2 separate regions of the Homo sapiens genome follow, and region 1 is linked to region 2. Evidence: chromatin contacts called from ENCODE Hi-C or POLR2A ChIA-PET data. All regions are on one chromosome and are shown on one strand. The core of a region is the stretch at or near the end of the contact, and the rest is flanking DNA. Distances in the headings are between cores, read along the strand shown.

Region 1 (4,146 bases), core at 464-2,963, 220 kb before region 2:
GAATTGGCCCATTATGTCAAAGGACATCTGTATGTACACAGTTATTACCACACTTTTTTCCTGGTATAAACTCCTTAGTAAGGACAAGGAGCCACAACATCATGCTAATTTTTAAAAGCATTTAGATGGTGAAGCCATTATCTGTGATGGTGAAAACATGTTGGTATGCATTTAATGGTTAGGACCCTTTATCTGCAAAGGATACTTACAGGCCCAGGGCTCAGGAAACTCAAAAGGAAAGCTCCAGTTCCCATATCGAGTTGCTTGCCAGCCCTTTGGTAAGCCTTGGCAGGCTTCCACCTGTGTCCTGCCCTGGTCTGACCTCCAGAGCCTGTCAGTGCTGGCACCCTCTGAGTACGAGATGGGATGAATGGCCAGCGGCTAGTGCCATCTGAGACTTCAATCAACTTGATACCAAAGGTTAATCTCTTTCACGGGAATCACCTAATTTGTTATGGCCTGCAAGTACTTTCTAGCAGAAGCCTTTTTTCCTATGACGCCGTTTGGCTCATATGTTTAGGTATGCCTCAAGACCTCTAATAGTGTCTAAAATCTCCTGTTTGGGGAGTAATCCCTTTCCCCCTTTTTACATAGATCTTGTTCCTCGGTCTTGGGCAGACAGCATTCATGGGATTCTCTAGTTTAAGATCTTAACATGCTCTGTTTCTTGGATGTTTGGAAAATGTTTATTTGAGAGACAGAGACAGGAATGCGTTTTAGACTTTCATTCCCACTGGGCACAGAGAAATCTGATAGTGATAGAATCTCACAAATAGCTTGAGATATTCCATATCCCTCAGGAGGAGGCTGTTGCGATTTTTATCAATGAAACCTGGCTTGCTCCAGTCCATCTAAGATGATCAAAATGCTCACTCAGAAAAGCAGAATGTTACGTTGGCAATTCCCCTTTCGCACAATAAAATGAGCATGTTTTCTTCACCTACTTTCCTTTTCTTTCCTACAGCCTTCTCCTTCCCTTGGAGTTTGATGGGGTCTGATGCCCTTCTGACCTGGGAGGCTGTTTGAGGAGTTGACATTGCCTATGGGGGCAAAGAGGGGAAATGGGAGCAGAAAACAGCCTGGGATGGCCAATTGCCTCCTTTATCCACAGAAAATTGAAACACTTCAATTAAAAGGAACCATTAGAACAAGAGATTTCCATCTATAGTGTTGTCCCATATTACCAGAATGTGTTAGAAAGATGCTCCAAAACACCCGAGTAAATGTTGCCAGCATGATTCTTGGGGCTGGTGACCCTGGGTCTCAATCCCATGTCAACAAGTTACTTGTCCCCGAGTGACCCAGGGCTAGTCTCTGAGCCTCTTTAAACTTCATTATTTAGTAACTTTAAAACGTGAGTGACTGGGCCAGGCACAGTGGCTCACACCTGTAATCCCAGCACTTTGGGAGGCTGAGGCAGGACGATCACTTGAGACCAGGAGTTCAAGACCAGCCTGGGCAACATGGTGAGACCACATCTTGCTAAAAAAAAAAAAAATTAAGAAAAAAAAATGCTGCCATAGCCCTGTGGGAAGTATCCAAGATACTCCAGTCAGTAAAGGTCAGGGTCAGTTATTTGGAGGTGGAGCAGATGACAGGGCTGAGCCTACACAGCCAATTGGTCAGTTCCAGGGGTCTGGCAGCCAAGAGCTGATTGCATTGGTTTCAATTTTGTGCTACTGAGCAGTGCCTCATGGTCCAGTTTTGGTGCAGTTGAATTTGTGGAACTGGCTGTATCTGAATCTGAGGATTTAGCCCCTGCTGGCTGCTGTAAACATGTCCCTCTAGTTACTGAGCCACTGGTGTGTGGCTTCTTGCCTAATTCTGTACACCCTAGGGATGGCTTTGACCCTTAGCAAGGTGTCTTGGAGAGCTGGATTTCCAAGAAAGACCTCAGAGCTGGAAAGGGCCCTGGATCTTGCATGGTGGCTTTTCTCCAATAATAACATAGAGTAAAGGGGGCCCATGATAGGCAAGGAGAGGTGGTGCCAGAAGTGGTAGACTGCCTGGAAGTCTAAGATCCAGGGCTGAAGCTTGTCAGGAACACAGAGAAGGCGTGGGAGCAGGAAAGGCCTTGGAGGAGGGGCCGGTGGGGGGAAAACATGCAGGTAAGATTCCTTATGAGAGAGCTCCAGGCCTCATGGAACAGGTGTCCTCAGGAGCTGCAGCAGCAAGCACTACGGCTCTGCAGTTTAAAAGCCACCTTCTAGCTGAACGTGAGGCTAGTTATGAACCTTACTGTGTCTCAGCTTCCTCCTTTGTAAAGAAGGAATGATAATCTTACCTTGCTCATGGGGCCATTGAGAGCAGCTGATCCACATACATGGCTTAGGGCTGTCTGCGGCACAAAGTATCTCTCTTAGAAATGTTAGCCGTTACGTTTTTTACGGGAATGGGCCTAAGATTCTATCTCTGTGTATTTCTGTCATCCTGATCATGGGACTATCTCTTCTGCCAATCTCTTTTATTTGCTCCACTCTTTCCTTCTGCTCAGGAATCTTTAAAATCCTAATCAGAGGTATTTGTTAAGTAGTTAATTGTATGTGGCTCTCGGCTCCGTGGAGTATAATGATCAAGCTTGTTTCCTGAAAGTGAAAGTGGTTTTCTGAGCTGTCTTGGAAAATATGTGCCTGCTTTTCGGGCCCACTATTCTGAGACCAGTAGATGCTGAACAGAAGCAGGGGTGCTTTCTCTAGAGTATAAGTCAGTAATAGCAGAGGTCAGGGAGCCGTTGCCAAAGGGCTAAAGAGAATTTAGCCTGTGAACTAGATAGATAATTCTAGTTCAAATCAATGCTTAATAGAATGACAAAAGAATAATTGAAATATGAATTTAAGGGCAGTCAGATTTAAAAAATTATAACTGTTCCAGGTCTTAGGTGATCACTTTCTAGACATGAGGAACTGTGATATTCACCTCTTTCTTTTGGAAGATTATTGACGTCAGTGCTGACAGATTTAACTGTTGGTTTCAGCAAACGGATGTTAACAAAATGGACTTTAATAAGTTTATCTAAATTCCAAGAAAATCTCCAGAGCATGGGGGCATAAGCAGCAAAGGGGTTCTGAATTCCTGGAGGGTTTTTTTTTTTTTTTTTCAAAGGAGAATAAAATAGAAGAACACAATAAGATACTTTCTTTGGGCTCAATGAAAGCTGAGAGAGGAGGAAGAAAACAAGTTCATGTAGGAGAAAGATGAAATAAAAATGTGAATTCAGCAAAAAGAAAAGGAAACTGGGGCAGACTCCCAAGCAGCATACACTGCGGTGACAAAGACGTGGAAGAATTAAGGTCAAACTAGCAAAAGCAGTTCACAAGACACCACTTGCCAAAGACAAACAGGGCCGTGAGCAGGCACAACAAAATGTGACCTCTGTTCTTTATGAGGCAGGGATGAAGAGCTGATAATAATGCCATCCACCGAACAGAGATGTTTGATGTCCCTTTAAAAACCTTCTATACTTAAAAAAAAAAGAACAGGAAATAGGACAGAAGGCTCGGAGGGTGGTGGATGATGTTTCAAATGGGTTAAGGGTATTCAAGTCAGAAGTCTTAGTGTACTTACATTTCAGGGTATGAAAATGAAGTAGCCAAAGTCATTTCCAGAATGAATTTGTGCAATGGGGGAGGAACCCCAAAATTGTAAAGAGCTGTCACATCCATATACACCCGTACACATTAGTACACACACACACCACACACACACATGAAGGTTTAGGCAATAAACCCTGGGAAAAGTCTCCAAGTAAATTAGCAAGCATCTTGAATAAAATACGGTTCAGGGTAAAAGCCTTCATACTTAAAATGGGTGTCTCTGTCTAAGAAACTCTCTTGCTCTGTAGAGGGAATGGCTTCTTGGTCAAGGGGACTCACTGGATATCTTTAGGTTTCAGAGGGACCCAGTGACTGTCCAAAATGATGCTGATCAATAAACTAAGCAATACAACCAGACCAGCTACCATATGTGTTTGCCCTTTGTTCTGGACTGAGCAACTTTTCATGCATCGTGAGTTCTCCAGGTCTGATTTGCCACTATTTTTCCCAGTTTAACATTTTTTTTTTTAAGAGAAGGGTCTTGCTCTGTTGCCCAGGCTGGAGTGCAGTGGCACATTCATAGCTCACTGTAACCTCAAACTCCTGGGCTCCA
Region 2 (4,406 bases), core at 1-2,500:
TACAAATGAAACAACTGTGGCTTCCAAAGGACAGGCAGAGGCTCCCCACTACCCCTCGATGTTTTTAATTTAAATTAAGCCTCGGTTGGAGAAAACAAAAGGCTGTCCAGTTTGGGGCCCCACAGTGGTCTGGTAGGATGGCCCGTAGCACCTCTAATGTCACAACCCAGGCTGTGAAATGTTCTGAATCACATGACCTTAGACTTTTGGTTCAGGCTAATTAAGCCTCTTCCGACCGTACAGAATGTTCTGGTTTGCAGCAGTTGTTGTGCAATCATTTAAACTGTACACCTTTGTTCCAGAGAGCTAGTTTGATTCTCTCTGCTTCTCTTTTGTTTTTCTGTGGAGAATCCAGGCCCAGGTGGGCTGTTTCCTTTTAAATAAATAAGAATGTAATCTACTTGGTGCTCTCATGAGATGTCTGGGCTTGTGGCCATCAAGGAGGCTATTTTCAGAGGTGGGCAGTGGGATAGAACCAGTTAGTACTTCCACCCTGCAAATCTCCTCTCTGCCTAATGGCCTCTTTCTTCCCTCCTGGGGAGGGCTTACCTACACGCACTCTGTATTTGAAAAGGGACAGTGGTGGGAAAGGTCACTGGGAGTCAGTGGGAGAAAAGTTGTTGCAAATGAATCTCTGTCCACAGAGTTAGTGTGGGAGGGAGAGGAGCAGGTCATAGTTTAAAATTTATTTTATCAGATGTTCCATAAGCATGAACTGGGCTTAATGATCGGACTATGTGACTTGGGTATTATGGTGTTATCATTAAATTACTAGTGAATCCTTACTAGGGGTGAATAAGGAAGAATTCTCACCATCTGTGGAAGTGAGACGATCGCTTGAGGCCAGGAGCTCGAGACCAGCTTGGACGGCATAGCAAGACCCCATCTCTACAAAAAAATAAAAACAGTTAGCTGGGTGCTGCAGCGAGTTATGATTGCACCACTGCATTCCAGTCTGTGAAACAGAGTGAGACACTGACTCCAAAAATAAAGAATTCTCAGAATTTGAGTCTGTGGTGTCTACACATTTCCCACTGTTTCAGCGTCAGCTTGGACTAACGTTTTTACAACCCCCAGTTCTGCAATGGCGTTAGAGGTTTTCTCAATTTCAGATTGCTTTACCTACTGTATATCTAAAGTGATAAAGATCTTGGAAAAGAAAGTAGTGCTTTCACTTTGGGGCAAGTTGCTTAGCTCATCTATGCCTTAGTTTCTTCATCTATAAAGTGGGGATAATAGCACCAAACATAAACAGTTGCTGTGGGGATTGAATGACTAGTGCATGTGAAGCTGCCAGTGTGGTGCCTGCCTCGGGGTGAGTGCTCTGCGAAAGTCAGCTACTCTTGTTATTGACAAATGCTCATGAGGTACAACCACGTGTCAGGTAAAGGCTAGGTGACTGAGTACGAAGATAACTAAGACAGAGTATCCTGCCCAAGGGATTGTTTGCAGCTTGTTTGGGGGAAAGATATGTGAATAAATACGATTAAGAATCACGGGTGCTGTGAAAATTCTGAGTAGGGTAGAGTGAGGGGCCCACTGTGCCTGGGAAGGGTTTGAGGGTGGTCAAGAAGGGCTTCTAGATCAGACAACTCTGGAGCTAAGGCTTGAAGTATGAGTAGGCGTTTACCAGGCAGATGGGTGGGAAGGCCGTTCCAGCGGGGACAGGAAAGCACCCCTTTCCCCCTGCTTGCTTGAGCACCCATCACAGAGGGCCTGGCAGTGAGGCCTGGTGGCACAACCTGGAGCATTGCCTGCACGCCCCTAAACAGACTATTTACTCGCCCTTGCTGCCGCCTCATTTTGGTTTGCCGAGGGTGGGGGAATATGACCATGTACAGGGCGTAATTGGAGACGAGAACAGCCCTCCAAGATAACTCCGTGTTGGTGATCACAGGGCTTACAGGGAATATGGGGGAGGCCCTGCACCCCAGCTCAGCTTCTTCAGGGGCCTTTCTCAATAGGGACTTTGACTTTCTGCAAAGTGATTGACTTCGGCCATGTCCAGCCCTTGCTTGTAGGGTGCGCAGGTGTAAGGAGGTGTGAGAAGTGTAGGGAGAAGGTAACTCTGAGAAAGTAGGCTCCTTGCACAGACACATAAGAAGGCTCTTTTGCACTTGCTCAATAGTAACTAATTCTTTTATTTCTCTGGCCTAAAAATAAGGCCCTTCACAAATTATTCTGAATCTAACTCTCAAGACATTACCTTCTTTTGCCATTCGCTGTATTCAAATGGTACCACTTGCCATTCCATTAATATTGATGTATTTCTATCTTCATAAACTTGCTTGTATGAGTCTCCACTCCTGGAATGCAATACCCTGCTACTCAGTGCTCAGTTTGAATGTTACCTTCACTTACGTAGAGGCAGAGGGAATGAAATGTTAGAAGTTACAGGGACCTCGGGATCTTCCACTTCTGCCTCCTTACTTCGGGGAAACCAAAGCCTAGGGAGGTGACAGGGTTTATGTTAGACCAACATTAAAACCAGGGCTGAGAAAAAAATCTCCTTGTTCTTAATTCACTATTCTTTCCATGTGGCAATGCCCTTCATTCACTTTCAATAACTTCCCTTAAAACACTTTTTACATTCCATTTTGTTTTACAATTTCTTTTAATTGTATTTATAGCTCTGAGGGCAGAGACCATGTCTGAATCATTTTAGTGTATCCCACAATATTTAACACAGGCTTACACATGGTAGGTGCTTACTATGTGTACTAAGCTTGAATGAATGAATGGATGGATGGATGGATGGATGGGTGGGTGGATGGATGGATGGGTGGGTGGTCAAACGGATGAATGGGTGGATGGATGGATGGGAGGATGTGTGGGTGGGTGGATATGTCAATGAGTCTTTGGATAATTGCTGATGTAGCAGTGCCCCAGGAATGTGCTCAGGTGTCCTATTATTCCCATAGAAGACTTTATCTGCAAATGTGTGTGTCATATAGCAGAGGTAAATAGAGCTGCAGGTGTGGCTTGCTCATTTTCTGATGTGGTGAAGAAAAGATTATGAGAGGGGGCTGGGTGAAGAGTATACCCTTCCAGGTGTGTACAATAATAATAACATAGCTCTTTATTTGTTCCAGGTTATGTATTAAGTACTTCTGTGTACATTATCATCTTTAATCCTCGTAGCGACTTTATGAAACAAGTGTTCTTATCGCAGATTTTCACACATTTAAGGAAGTTGAGTAATTTGCCAAGGAAATTTCAGAAGTAGGACTTGAACCCAGGTTGTACTGACACAGAAGCCCAGGCCCTTATCCACTCTATGGAGCTAGGAAATGTCAGGGTGGCAGCTGGCTGCGAGGCCTTGGAAATCTTAGCTGCTATGTTTGAACTGAGTCAGGCCACTAATTTCCTGAGTGGGCAAATCACTTAATTTGGCTTCTTGGTTTACTCTATGGTTTAATGGAAGTAATAGAATCTTCTTAGCAGGAGTGCTGTGAAAATTAATGACCGTGTATAAAGTGCTTTAAGATAAAGATTTTCAGATCAAAGGAGCTGAGGAAAGGGAGTTTGGAGTGCTATTAGGAGAAAGGGAGGACCTTCTGCTTATTCTATTTCCATGGACTGGTTGGTGAATGGGCAATGGATTTGCAAAAAAATCAGCTTCAAATCAATTTTCATTGATGAGGAGTTCTGGGGAGGATGTGGAACCTGGTAAATAATTTCTAGATTCAATTTTCACACGTTTATGAAACACTATTTTTAGCACTATATGATTTTGAAAGAGAATTACTGTGATAAATTAATAATGATGGTAATTAAACACCACTGGGGAACCAGGGGAAAAAGTACACCATAGGTTTCATCTCTGAGTCAGCCTGACTCCTTCATTGACAAACTCAGCATGTCGTATTCTTCTCCTCCATCTGCTTGCACTCAGTCATGGACATGGGAAAGGGACAGAGAAAGAGAAACTCTCTGTATGTCACCACATCCCCTTTCCCCTTCTCTCCAGACAAGAGCATCTCTTTTTTTTTTTTTTTCAGAATCTTGCTCTGTCACCCGGGCTGGAATTATGTGGCATGATCTCGGCTCACTGCAACCTCCACCTCCTGGGTTCAAGTGATTCTCTTGCCTCAGCATCCTGAGTAGCTGGGATTACAGGCATGCACCACAATGATCGGCTCCAAACAGGAGCATCTTGGTATGATTTTTGTAGGTAGGTGTATCAGTCAGTTTTTCTGTTGCCATGAAGAAATATCTGAGTCTGGGTAGTTTATAGAGAATAGAGGTTTAATTGGCTCACAGTTTTGTAGGCTGTACAAGCATGGCTCCGGCATCTGCTTCTGGTGAGGGTCTCAGGAAACTTCCAGTCATGGCAGAGGTGAAGTAGGGAGCAGGTGCTTCAAATGGTGAGAGTGGGAGCAAGAGAGAGAAAATGGGGGAGGTCC

Evidence for each region. A loop is a pair of places that touch in the nucleus more often than their neighbours do. ChIA-PET counts read pairs that join two places held with the same protein, here RNA polymerase II (POLR2A). Pooled maps may share reads with other maps.
Region 1: a loop to region 2 is called in a pooled map, with 4 times the contacts of the local background. The contact joins the enhancer-like site here to the promoter of LINC00548 in region 2. A Hi-C loop is called at or near these places in 2 of 168 maps with a recorded cell type or tissue (gastrocnemius medialis and psoas muscle), 1 of 37 single-sample maps with no recorded cell type and 9 of 50 pooled maps. POLR2A ChIA-PET finds 5 or more read pairs at or near these places in 1 of 52 experiments (endothelial cell of umbilical vein).

Annotation. Positions count from the first base shown.
Region 1 is chr13:40,437,634-40,441,779 of GRCh38, reverse strand. The region is part of intron 6 of LINC00598 (long intergenic non-protein coding RNA 598); the gene reads left to right. Among named protein-coding and RNA genes, the nearest start is that of LINC00598, 41 kb to the left of the region's middle. Within about 2 kb of position 1,713, at least 22 of the 41 ENCODE cell types and tissues checked have a DNase peak (open chromatin) inside an H3K27ac peak, as active enhancers do; they include endothelial cell of umbilical vein, gastrocnemius medialis and psoas muscle, where a contact is called at or near this core.
Region 2 is chr13:40,217,346-40,221,751 of GRCh38, reverse strand. LINC00548 (long intergenic non-protein coding RNA 548) reads left to right here and starts at 1,250. Exons shown (of 6, transcript NR_033877.1): 1 at 1,250-1,315. LOC124903162 reads left to right here and starts at 4,059. Exons shown (of 5, transcript XM_047430821.1): 1 at 4,059-4,174. The coding sequence starts at 4,122.